Linked DNA regions of Homo sapiens: region 2 is linked to region 1. Evidence: chromatin contacts called from ENCODE Hi-C data. All regions are on one chromosome and are shown on one strand. Each heading gives the region's core, a stretch centred on a gene start or an enhancer-like site at or near the end of the contact. The rest is flanking DNA. Distances are from core to core; before and after follow the strand shown. Region 1 holds the start of ADARB2 (adenosine deaminase RNA specific B2 (inactive)). Region 2 has its middle 74 kb from the start of LINC00700.

The links. A loop is a pair of places that touch in the nucleus more often than their neighbours do. Pooled maps may share reads with other maps.
Region 2: a pooled map shows a loop between it and region 1 (7-fold over the local background). The contact joins the enhancer-like site here to the promoter of ADARB2 in region 1. A Hi-C loop is called at or near these places in 4 of 37 single-sample maps with no recorded cell type and 3 of 50 pooled maps.

The regions. Positions count from the first base shown.
Region 1 is chr10:1,732,934-1,739,606 of GRCh38, forward strand. ADARB2 (adenosine deaminase RNA specific B2 (inactive)) reads right to left here and starts at 4,592. Exons shown (of 10, transcript NM_018702.4): 1 at 4,118-4,592. The coding sequence starts at 4,217. RefSeq lists an enhancer at 3,924-4,520 and a silencer at 4,482-4,541.
Region 2 is chr10:1,937,100-1,943,867 of GRCh38, forward strand. No RefSeq gene overlaps it. Among named protein-coding and RNA genes, the nearest start is that of LINC00700, 74 kb to the right of the region's middle. RefSeq lists enhancers at 1,626-2,825, 4,937-6,136. Within about 2 kb of position 1,417, at least 4 of the 41 ENCODE cell types and tissues checked have a DNase peak (open chromatin) inside an H3K27ac peak, as active enhancers do.

The DNA.
Region 1 (6,673 bases), core at 3,342-5,841:
TTCCCATGAGTCATGGCTTTACTTTTATAGAGCTACCTCGTGCTCAAAATGTATTTTCAAGTTTCTAAAACTCTGTATAACCAACCACTCTAGAACAATACCTAAATTTCAAGATAACTTATTTTGCTGTCAAATGCCTCAAAGAGGTGTCCTGTGCCAAAGCTCAAATGCAACCCGACCGGCCCCGGATGATTGCGGATCCTGCATGGCCAGTCACCCCTGAAGCCCCTTCCCCTTTCCACTCTGTGAAGATTGACACGCCGCTTCTAAAACCCCAGCCTCCAATGTACCTTGTGGAATCAGCTGATTTTGGATTGGCCCTCAATCTATTTCCAAATATGTTTGCCTTGAAACAGCCTTTTTCAAAGAAAAATTCTGGAAACTTCAGTCATTTTACACATTGTACACAGTAATGGGTAGAAGATTAAAAATATTTCATTTGCAAAATGCCTTTCATGCCAATGCATAGCTTCTTTTAGAAAAAAAAATACATTCACAAAAGAGAGAAAAACAGATAGACAAAGCAGAATATATGCACTGTTTTAATAACTAAAAACATTTAAGAAATTCCTCATACATACTACCCTGAAGTTATTCCAGGGTTCAGAGAATTATTGGCATATTTTAAAGTGATTTATTTTTATATACTCTACTGTTTTGTTGAGTTCTGCCTCTTAATCTACCTGGTTGAACGGATATTAACAAAAAAAACCCTTTTTCTTTATTATTTTTTGGTTAAAGTGTATCCTTTTTTAATACGTACACATTGAGCTATTTTCTAATACAGGCAGATATTACTCTATATAACCACATAATATGGATTTTGTTGTACATAATTACCAAGAACTATAAAATAAAGTGCAATCTCCTGGTACTGTGTGAGAAATGAACTCCAGGGGTATTTAGTGATGGCAGGTAACAGTCTCCATAACCTCCAAGTGCTACTATTTTCCGAACGCCTCTGAGTGAGGCAGGCGCGGGACACACTGACGTGTCTGGCATGTGTCATGGGATATGAACGTTGCTTTGCCGCGATGTAAAAATGAGAGAGATTTTCCCTGTCCTTCTCATAGTTTTTTTTTTTTCAGCAGCTTGTTTTTCTCTTATATGAGAGTCAAATTTTGGCATTTTTCATTTACATAAAAAATTTAAACCATTTATGAATAATTTCTAAAAGAAAGTCCCTGCTGAAAAATAACACAGAAAACACAAAATTGTACAACACTAGGTCCCAGTAAAATAACAGAAGTAGGATTGATGTGTGGGGAGACATATTCTGAGAACCTTCTTTAAAGTTTATTTGAGAGAGAAATACAGGTTCCTGCCAAATAATACCTGAAAGTCATATTCTGTGACGAAGGTGTTTTTTTTTTTTTTTTTTTTAAAGATACATACAGCTGCCTTTGTGGCATAGTAACTAAAATATAACTTCTACAGAAAAAAATATCATTTCCAAGACTATGGATTATACTTAATGAAAGTATTGTGTCCTGACCACCCTTCAGTGGTAGCCCCGGCATGCTTTATTTCAGAGCTCACAGATCATTTTGATAAGAAGCATATCATGCCAAAGTCACTCTCAGAGTCACACATAGAAAAGGAGCCAGATGTCACCACACTGGGAAATTAAAGTTATCATGCATCTTCAAAAATGATTCTTGTCCCTTAGACTAGGTAGAAATACGCATCTGACAGGCAACAGGGTCAGCATGTATCTTAATTGTCTTTATTCCCCCATAAGAACAGCCCTTACCTTGTGCTTCTGTCAGTGTCTTCAGTTAGCACCTAATAGAGCCACACTAAATTCCTTAACAGTCTCTCATACACACGTGGATTTTAAATTGTGGCAAGTATAGAGTTTTAATATCAGATAAGCTTAAAATTGAGGTTATTCTATTCATTTATGGTTGTTAAGATTCATGACAATTAGAACATAATTTAAACTCACCATTGTTTTTATAAAATAAAAAATATCAGCATCTGTAATAACTAGGTATCATAGATGAAGTAATCAATTCCCAGGAAAATGCAAATAATTATTTAATGTGTCTCTTAGCTGGTTACTTTACCTTTTAATTTGATCAGTTACATCTACATGGTTAACGTTTCCCCAAAAATTGAATCTTTAGCCGTTTGATTTGACTTTCCTATCAAGATAGCTGCCGGCAGGTGCCCTGGGAAATTCTCCCGCACGCCAGAAATCTCTTCGTAACAGAAATCAGTGTACAAAACCTGAATGCCCTTTCCCGCTTCAATTTTTGGCTATGAAAATTAAGGGACTTGACATATTCAAAATAACCAAGGTATGGAAATATTTGCTATAGGAGTTTTATTTTGAATTGCTAAAGTTAAGTTTATAGCAAATGAAGTCTTTCCCCAGATTTCCTTTTTCCCCCTAAATTGAATACTTTCTAAGCTAGCATGACTGACGCTTCCTGGCAAGGCAAGTGAATTTGGAGAAAGGCAACACTTTCCTCCTGTTTATATTTATAAAATGCATTATTGCGAACTATTACTCCACATTCTTCAACTCTAAATATTTAAATAGACTAATCAAAAAATATTGGGAAATGTGAACATTTCAAGTGTAAAGATGATGCTTCCTTTTTCCTCTTTTAAAAGTCATATTCATTATTCAATCCGGTGACTTTCTCAATATCAATGCCACTTTGTGTTGGCATTATCTTTGGAGGACACTAACAGGTCTGTTTCAAAATGATAATTTCAAACAACAAAGTGAATCGCAAGCGCACACTTAGCAGCTGAGAGGTAAATGAGAACCACAACATCACCTCCCTTCTGAAACCAAAGGCTCCAAAACCTTTTGAGGAAGTTGTGGGGGCCAATCCCTCCCAGTGGTCCTGACGTTCGGTCATAATGAATGACTGTTTGCTATTGACATTTATGCCTGCTGACTGTCTGGATAATTTCTATTATTGGAAGAGGCAATAAAGGACCTGGTGACGGTTCGAGGGCACACAGGAAACGGTCTGGTAGAAACTTATCTTAGGCCAATGCAAAGATGAAAATTCTTCAGGAAAGATGGACAACCCCAAACACACCTAACGTTGCCTCCTGCTTTCAAACAACTGGCAAAGCTGATCAATTCTAGCTGTGTTTTTCCAACCGTTCTTTATACTTCTACCTCACTTAAAAAAAATCAGCACATTTCAAATCATGATTAGAACTGAACTTTCTCCTGCAGGCTCACTAGGAACTGACAATAACACAGGTTCCTCTAGGAGAGAAGGGTCGGCATGAGAAGAATCTTTTAATTCTTCCTGGCATGCACACAGGCTACGATGGCACTGGGGGCATTGCTCTCATATTGGAGCGATTGCTAATTTTGCAAAATCCCCAGTGTGAAAGCCCTCCCTTGCTGTAGCATTGACTAACTTCAGCGCGGCCCAGCCCCAGGAATATCAGTAACAAGGCACAGCTGAGTTTGTCAGTGGCCGCTGTCAGCCGGCTGCTTTTCCTGCTTTCCTGGTTTGCGGTTTTTTTCTACCACTAACAAAATATGATGCTTCTTTCTGTTTTCCTGTATTCATTTCTGCTTATTTCTCCAAGGACGAGCCCTGTGTTCTCTTTACGACCCAATGTTTACAAATCGACGGGCACCACATTGAGTAAAAACTGCCAGCCAATTTGGAGAGGCGATCGCAGGGCTTCGCCTATCCCTTCCTCCGGGACAGTTTGGATGGGAGTAGCTGGCGCGAGGGCTCGTTCCCCCGTTTTTGGGTAATTCCTTTGGCACTGGGAGACGAGATGGCCTCCGGAGGGTGGAAGGCAGTGCCAGCCCGGCCGGCCACTGGGGACTGCGGGGCCCGGAGACGCGCGGGGTCCCCGGGGAGCTCCTCGCCGCCCTCGCCCCACTTCGTCCGGGTCCCTCAAACATGTCGCAGCGTGGCTGCTCACTGTCCCCTCTGGGCAAGAGGAGGCCCCAGACATTTCCACGGGATCTGAACTCCCGAGCGCCCTGCACGGAGCAGCCATCCCGCCAGCACCCCAAAGTGAAGCTGCTCACAACGGACAAGCCCGGAGACCCCATGAGAGGCCGGGGTGGAGAAGCCGGGGGTGAAGGGGGGCAGGGGCCGGCGCGCCACGCGGTCCTTACCTTTCCGCTTGGACCTCCGCCTCCTCCTCCTCTTGGACTTGCATTTGAGTTGACTGCTCAGCCCTCCAGACCCTCTGCCGCTCCCCAGGACCGAGGCCATGGCCGAGACCCAGGCGCGGAGCCCAGAGCCGCCTCCCTCCTGCACCTGCACCTGCCTCCTTCCCGGCAGCCGCCGCCGCCGCTGCTGCGAAGCTTGAGGTTGCAAACCCGGGAGCGGCTCACTTTTCAGGACTGAGCAGGAAAGCGCGCTCCGTCTCTCTGTCTCTCGAATTGTTCTCTATGACTTGCTCCCACTGGGCTGGGGGCCTCGGCTGGGCGCCTGGAGCGAGCTGCTCCCTGGTCAGGGAGGGCGGGGAAGGGCGCGCGGCGTCCTGAGTGCTCCGAGCTTCCCGCGGGCTCTGCCTCCTGCTCTGGGCTCCCAGCGCAGGGAGGCTACTTTTGCGCCTCTGCTAGTTGTTTGGCACCAGCCACTTTGAAGCCAATCACGCAGGGAGCTTGTCTATTTGCTGCAGCAGCGTCTAATTAGATCCAATCACAACTGCTTTCTGGCTCTGACATCAGCAGCAGCACCAGCCGCACCGCCGCCTGGCCGCTTGCAAACTCAGCTCCCGTTTGGACGGTGAAGCTCCCAGGACCGGCGGCTGGAGGGAGGCTGCTCCCGGGGAACAAGGACGCGGCGCGGGTGCGTCTGGGAGAGACCGGGGGAGCCTCCAGGAGGGACCCTGCCCGGGAGGACGAGGCCTCCTGCCGCAGCCTCGCGGACAGCTCAGCTCGCCCTGCTCAGAAAGACACAGGGACGGGTTTTTCCAACCAACAGTTTTTAACTAGTCAATTCATTACCATGCTCCTTGTGTCAAGGGGGGGAAATACCTCTTTCAGAAATGCAGAGACCGCACTTCCTCAGAAACGGACTGAGGTTTGCAATTCCCCAGGAGACAGCGTCCTGAGGGGCATTTATTCCTCAGAGCCTGCATGCTTGTCTGTTTGCCTCTTCTTTCCCCTCTTCATATTCCTTGGCCGTTTCCAATGCAAAAGATAAATCTTGCATAAAGACAGAGGTTTTGGGATCTGAGTCTGATTTTTGCCGTCAGGAATTTCATGTGTTGCTTTATTTAGGGAACAATGACACAAAAGGAAGAGAAAGCTCTCAGCGGAGAGTTTTGTTGCCAAATGTAATATTTGGATGGAAGAAAGTAACATTTACAAAGAGGTGGATTGCACACTGAAATAGTTTTAAGCAATTTTTTTTTCCAGGAATGTCCTATGTTTCAAGATTATACTTATGGAACCCTGGAAGTCTTATGTAAAATATAAAGAGGAATAGAATCTGGTAATCATCATTGCATCTTGTATTTAAATCACATAAGCTTTTAATTACAATAGTCATGTTTTTAAAAAAATCCACTCTAAAATTCATTAGCACACATTAACATGTTGATATAAAAATGGCACACAAATATTTCTGCTATTCATTGCCTCACATGCAACCTTTTCAGCTGCTTATGTGCCTAGAAATTTCCAGATAATTTTTATCATAAGAAAAAAGAATCACTCTGGGGGACATTGGAAATAATTAGGATGATCCTGTGTTGTTATGTGCTGAGCTGATAGATCGTAGCTCAGTTTTCATTGATGAGAGAGAGTAAGACATTTGATTTCAAATCTTAACTCTACTGCTATGACCTCGGGTAAGTTAAACCGTGCCTCAGTTTCCTCATCTGTAAACTGGGGATAACAACGTCACCCACCTCATAAGTTCATTCATACTCGTTGAATCAGTATCAACCAGTATAGACAGGAACTGGAACATGTTAATTACTCTATGATTATTTATTAAATTTTTTCCAGCAAATAATTTGGAAGGAATGAGCGTATGTTGCAGACAAGCCTCAGAAAGACAGGGCTTCTGCGTTTTCCTTTTAGAATGTTGAACCTTCTAGTCCAACTCAGACTGAGGACCACAATCAAACCAACATCCCTCTTCAGGGCTGGCTTCAACAACCCTGTTCCCATGACAGCACAGCTCAGCTCTGCTGATAATTCCCAGCGAGGGTTGAGAAGGCACATAGCTCTCTCACTTCCTCTCTGCAATACCCGAGATATTTGAGTGCTTAAACTATATCGAGAAACACAGCTCTAGGACTCTGCCTGTGAAACTTCTGAGCTTCACACAATGTGCTGCACTAATCCAGAGTTGCCCTATTTCTGTATCTGCAGAAAACCCATCAGGGGGTGGAGTCACCGAAGGAAGGTGCTTCAGAAGAGCTTCACACACACACACAGCCCCCACAAGGTGGTCAGCATTTATTAATGGCCCCAATAGCTCCATCATCACACGGAGCAACCGTGCTGTCTGGGAGACTCGTATACATGAACCCTTGTTTCACTCCAAGGGCAGGTATGGTGGCCGGAAAGTAACGTGTCTGTTAAATGTTCTTCTGATGTTGGTGGAGTGGGGAAACAAAACTGAAAACTGTCTTTGAACACTTCATTTAGACCCTAATTTGAAAGTTACGATCGAAATTTTGGCAAACCTTTTTCTTGAAGTTCCTCCAA
Region 2 (6,768 bases), core at 167-2,666, 200 kb after region 1:
AGGTGGTTATTCAAAACACACAGCAACGATAAGCAACAAAATTTAGACCCTGAAAAATCAAGACGAATACCAAAGCACCTGATAAAATTATTGCATTTGGCAGGGTGTGGTGGGTCACACCTGTAATCCCAGCACTTTGGGAGGCTGAGGTGGGCAGATCTCTTGAGCCCAGAAGTCCAAGACTAGCCTGGGCAACATAGCAAGACCCCATCTCTACAAAAAAATACAAAAATGAGCCAGGCATGGTGGCACACACCAGTGGTCCCAGCTACTCGGGAGGCTGAGGTGGGAGGATCACCTGAGCATGGGGAGGGTGAGGCTGCAGTGAGCCAAGACAACACCACTGCACTCTAGCCTGGGCAACAGAGTGAGCCCTTGTCTCAAAAAATAATAATAAAAAATAATAACTGCATTTGTCTATGACTACAGATTGTATATACTACACAAATAAGTGATGAAAAGAGAGGGTAAATCTGTTGCAGGATCATGAGGGTACACATGATACAAGCAGAAACCCCTGGATAGAAGGAGGGGAAGCAGAGTTGGGCCCCATCACATTTTGCATTTGAGCTCTTCTATTAATAGCCTGAGATTATTATGGCTTTCCAAAAAATTTAAGTCATTTGAATCCATTATTGATCATTGTGTCTGTGAACAAGCTCCTCATATAGCTAACAATCTTCTTTTTTTAATTGGTGGTTTGAGAGTCATATAATTTAATGACCAACATAGGATTGATAAATTGATTAAATGCCTAAAAACAAAACTAAACTCAGACAATCTTCTGCATTTTGACCCAATGTCTACAGTGAGTACAATGTGATACTTAAAAGAATAACTTGATAGCATTCCATTATAATCATTACTGCCTAACTTATTCAATGCAGATTCCATAGAAACACACACATGAAATGGTGATTTAATAAAATCACCTGAATTCCTAAAAATTTTTAAATCTGTTTGAAATGTTAATTCTATAATTAGTTTTATTTCTTATTGTTCTGTTTAACATGTCACATAAACATATTTGTATACTATTTATACTCACTGAGTTTTTGAAATAAAAATGAAAAATAATAAAACTGTCAAACATATTTGACAGTTTTATTATTTTTCATTTTTATTCTTCCAAAACTCAGTGAGTATACATGGTACAGGGAAAATTTGAAATAGAAAAACTCGGTTGAATATCTACAATTTTAAATTATTCTTTGGGTAATAATTTTGTTCATTTTTATTCAAGAAAATACAAATCCTTGTTTGTGGGGCTCAGCATCATGATACGTTACACTGTTGGCTTCGTCTTCTCATGTATGACAATCGAGGCCCAAGCAGGAAACAGTTGTTTATAAAACTGGGTAACTGAAAAATGAAATTAACGAAGGGAGTGGTACCAAGTTATGTGGGCAGATGGCAGGAAACCCCCACGTGACCTGGAACACAGAGGCAGTAAATATCAATGCCACAGAGAATGCTGTCATTTTCTGCGAGTGAGGCCTGCTTCCAGGAAAACCGCAGAAAGGAACAGCTTCATTTTTTATAAACTTCATACTAATATTTTGCTTTGAGAGTCATTCCTTAGAAAGTAAATTGCACAATGAACCCAAATTATTTTGTTAGAATGTTGAATCCGTTCAGGCATTTCCCAAAGAACCTGGAGAAAACTGGCTTCGTAAGGGATTGAGTTCGAAGTTACATCACTAGATCATTTTAAAGCCAATCCTACAGCCATTGTATTGTCAGTTTTGGAACCCTAAGCTTACTGGTAAGTTCAGAAAATTGCAAGTCATATTCCAGTCTTCTGGAATTCAGGCATATTTTTGCTTTCTGCATTCAGGTATATTTTTATTAGTACATTTATGACACAAATCTAATGTTTCGGCTTAAAGCAATACAAATGAGGACAGAACTGAAAGTATGCATTTGAATCTTGAATCCCCTTCTGTTTCTCGCCCAGTTAATTTTTTTCCTGTGGTGTCTACTTTACAACACAGGGTGCACAGCACACTCAGGGCCCCATCATAACACCCACTCCTGTGAGCCTCTCTTCCCCCTCCACGGGAAGGATTCAGGCACAGACCTTCGAAGTAATCATTTCCTCAAAAATATTCGCGTCAGCCCCACCGCCCACTTGATGAAAGCCGTCATAGCAGTGAGTAACATCGGAGCATAACATCGCGTCCTCCGGAAGGCCGAGCACCTGCCAGGTGCTAGCACACATCATAAAAGGGCCGACGGCAACATAAATAAATGTCTCTCGGTGGCGGAGCCGAAAAACCTGAAATGCACTTCTGAAGTGAAATGGCCACTTCTGCAAAGAGCGGAAAGGTAGCTGGTAAACGCAGTAGGAATACAGGCACAAAGCGTGGTGAGAGACTCGCCCAGCGCTTTCCTCGGTTTCTCCCAGGGCTTCCGCGTCACCAGCTTCTGCCTGCTCTCCTCCCCAACCCCAGAGTAACATCTTTCACGCAGAGAAAATGAGGGGAGGCAAACTGAGATTGATAAGTGAATGACGATCCTTATGACTATGACTTTAGGCCTAAAAATAAGGAAGGCCAAGCTTTTCTTCCCATCCAGTCCTAATGGTTCCTTTTGGCCAGCAGTGAACACTTTCTCTGTAGCATTAATGTTCAGTTGACAGAAGGGCTCCACGGAGGATGTGTCCTTTAGATCACAGAGATTGGAGAGTGCAAGAGAGGAGGCAAGATGCCTCCCCCAACAAGAAGACACCCATGGCAGATCCTTAAGGTTGGATGTATCCGCATAAAGTTAGAACCTTCGGACGTAGGCACCCCACGCAGGCCCAGGCCCCGATGGTGAGTGCTGCCTCGGCCTCCAGAGCTTCCCAGGCTCCAAAGAATTCAGTCAACGGTCCCATTAGCAGTGCATGGAGGCAGCTTATGCTATTTATGGTCAACACCAGCTTAGGTTTGCTCTGTACCCGTGCCTGTGGCAAAACAGGATGTAGGAAAACTTTATTTTATTTAATCAGAGGTGATGAGCAACTAACCAAAGCATAGTTAAGATCATCCCAACATCGTCCACTCAGACCCCCTCCAGGGGCCCATCGTGTTGATTTTCCGAGTTCTCCCCGGGACATGGGCTCTGGGGAGGAGGAGGCCTCATGGGAAAAGTTCCGTTTTCAGCTGAGCCTTCTGAATAGCAGGAGATGAGCAGACTCAAAGTCACAAAGATGTTCATCTCCAAATACCGTAAGTTTATTATACCACTGATGAGGAGTCCATTTCTCTCGTGACTAATGTGGATGGCTTTTGCTGAAGTAATTCAAGTTGATCTTTAGAGTTGAGTGTAATCCATTATTTTTTAATGGAAAAGGGTCTCATTAAATATTTATTCACTGCCTTATGCAGCAGTGCGTCTTGGAGGTGCTGACGACTCCTGCCTGCTGACCAATGGCTTTTCCACACGTGTCATTAACACGGCCATTATGTCACCAAAAATAACACATGGTCAAACTACTGCCTCAGGGAAAGCTGGGGACACTCAGTATCATTGAACTCCCCCAAGTTTAACGAAGGTGGAGATTAATATCATAATTTCCACAGAAAGGTGGAAAGAAATGCAAAACAAGATGGACAGGGACAGTTCTGGCTTCAGTCAATATTCTAGAACTTGGTTCTACTCTTTCTAGGACTTGTTTTGTTCTAGCTTAAAGATGACATCAAATATTAGTCAACCAATATTTGGGATATAAGCAGAGTGTCTCAAGCTTCACCAGCTAATGGGTGTGAACATGTTGTTTTATGTTTTCAATTATGTTAATATTTCAAATATTACTTTTCCTGAGTTTCTTTCAATTTGATTAAAGTCCAGTCATTTTCTGGGATTATATTCAGAATTGACTTCCATGAATATCCTTGCTGGATGGGCCTGGCTGCCTCCCCACTGTAGCCGCCATTCTCAGGGAAAACGTGAAGTCCACCAATTCATATTCTCTGAGTCCTCACACCGGTCCCTAATGTTCCCGCCACATCATCATCATCAAGTCCAGGATTTATCTTTATTTATCTCTTCACTGAGGCAATCGGGAAGCCACTTTTTAAGTCAGGCGGAGGTGGGTGGCTCTGTCTTCTATTTATATTCATTCCAAGAGAAACCCAGAGCTAAGCCCTAAAGAGTTAAAAGATGAAAACAAAGCAAGCGCATATATACACAACTCACTTTGCACTCAAGGAGGACTGGCCCATGCTGTCAGTTATATATTATACAGAGAATCTCCCATTCCCCTGGAATCTCCAGGGCATGATGTTGCATCAGAACCAGTTGAGACACCTAATCCCTTTAGAATTTTCTGCAAGCAATCCTTTACTGCAAGCTGCACTTGGAAGGGCTCTGTTCCTGACCATCAGGCATGCATTTATTGCTCTGAACATCAGTGATGGCCCAAATCTGAATTCTATTTTTATTTTTTGGTGGGAATCAGATAGTAATGTGATTAAACGTGTGGGAGAGAGCTTGGGTGAGGCTTTGGGGTCCTCATCCAAACCCCAAGTCAGATGCAGGAAACAGTGAGCCTTAACCCATGGAGAATCAGCATCTGATAGGCCCCACATGACTTCTGTGTGTACCATGCTGAGCTTTTATTTTTCTTGCTGTTATTAAGGTACGACACTACTTTTTTGTAATTTATAGTTTAAGAAAAGTATTTCATTGCATACGACTGTTGTCTAAGACTTTGAATCAGTATTATTAAAAAAGTGACTTAGTACCGTGAGTGGTAACCTAATTGTCTTGGGAAGCTGAGAAAAGAACAGAGGTGAAACAAATATGTAAAATATGCCCTCTTTGGGGTGCACAAGAAAACCAAAGAATGCCATGACATACTCTCTATATAAAGGTTTCAAAGTAGTTCAAATACAGACAAGTGGTGTGAGAACTGAGTGGTCAATAGCGGGGTGCTCTCCCGTGGGACTCCAGAACAAGCTGGTAACCCAGGGTCCTCCCTAAGCAGGGGGTCCCATTGCTGGGCTCATCTTGGCACTCACACAGGGGCAACAGCTTGTTAGCATTAAGCCTAGCGGAAAAAATACCAGAAAAATGTTGTTGTCAATATGTTTGGTATATTAGGTTGGATAGCAATATCAAATAATTGCATTGCATGAATTAAATCAAGTAACTAGAGGACATTAAATAAAACTACATAATGTAGGTCAACTCTGATGGGAATTAGGTGATTTTTTTCCATCCCTTTATGAGTGGTTGCTCTATCAATTTGTGCTAGCCTGACCTGGTGTAAAGTTATGTCTCTAATCTCCAACTTGCTGATCCAAACTAAAACTTGCGAAGGCTGCAGAGCCAACTCTGCTGACATCATACCTCCAGGGAGAGATGAGGGGGACATTGTTTTCATTGTGTCTTCCTTAACAGATACGTAAAGCAAAGACAATTAGAACACCTCCCAGGAGGAGCCAAAGGATGTTGTTCATGAAATCGTTCTCAAGATGACCTCTCAGCCATAGGTGAAACCCAGCATGCGCGCCCCATGAACTCTAATACCAACAGGAAGTGATGACCTCTCAGCCATAGGTGAAACCCAGCATGCCCACCCCACGAACTCTAATACCAACAGGAAGTGATGACCTCTCAGCCATAGGTGAAACCCAGCATGCACATCCCACGAACTCTAATACCAACAGGAAGTGATGACCTCTCAGCCACAGGTGAAACCCAGCATGCCCACCCCACGAACTCTAATACCAACAGGAAGTATGTTCTGAGTTCCCTTCTTCCATGGTTGTTTAAGCATAGACTTATATACCAATAAATCATTTCCTTAAAGTCTGTTTCTAAAGTGATCTATTATTGTGATTCTACTCCATAACCTCATTAAAACTATGCAAAATATTCCTTGTTAGATTTAGGTCACAGGTATCCCAATTATATGAAAACATTCTCAATAAAATTTCTGGTATCCATTTTTCTAGTTAAATAGCCTTCATTTCACCAAATTACTCCAATGTTGACTGTATGTAGCAATTACGTTTGTGTTGTATATTCAAACATGTGTAGTACCTCACGGTAGCAATTACCCATTTCTTTTTAGAGCTCGTAGTTCTTTGTTCTTCACGCATTTCAAGATTATTCCTTCTTCTTCACTTCAAGTAGTTAATTCACTTTTCTTAGAAACCAGTGAGTACTGAAGATACTGTTTTTCATGCTCACAGCCATTCCACATCTACTTGGAGCTCTATTTGTAAAGTTTAATTAATTCTTTAATCCTGCTGCTGCTTTTGTTTCATGAGCTAGTATCTCGAACGGTTTTTAAATGGGTGTAAATGTACTCTGCTTTGCTGACACACTTAAGTACCTCTTCTTGGCTGCTCTATGTGCTACTGACAAATTGAAGACATTACTAGACGAGAAAAAGTAAATAATCATACTTTTCCTGGGAAATCCAAACACATTTTAACATAGCTCTAAAATGTTCATACATCTTGTGTGAAGAGAGTGTAGGAAAAACAATATCCATAATTTATGGGTAAAGTATTTGTGTGACGAGATGGTAAAGCATGTTTTCAAAAGGCAGAATTTTTTTCTTTATTCCAGGTTTTTGTTGTTGTTGTCTTAGGTAAACCTCACACCGTTTTCCCATTACGTGTGAAGATAACCTAGTGGTCTCCCGAGGAATGGGGCTGGGGATTCTGCGGCTGTAGTCAGGACATAGAAGGTGGAGATTTCAGGCACGTGACGCGTGAACCCAGCCAGAGTCAACCTGTGTCTGTGCCCTTTCTGCAAGGGTCTCTACAG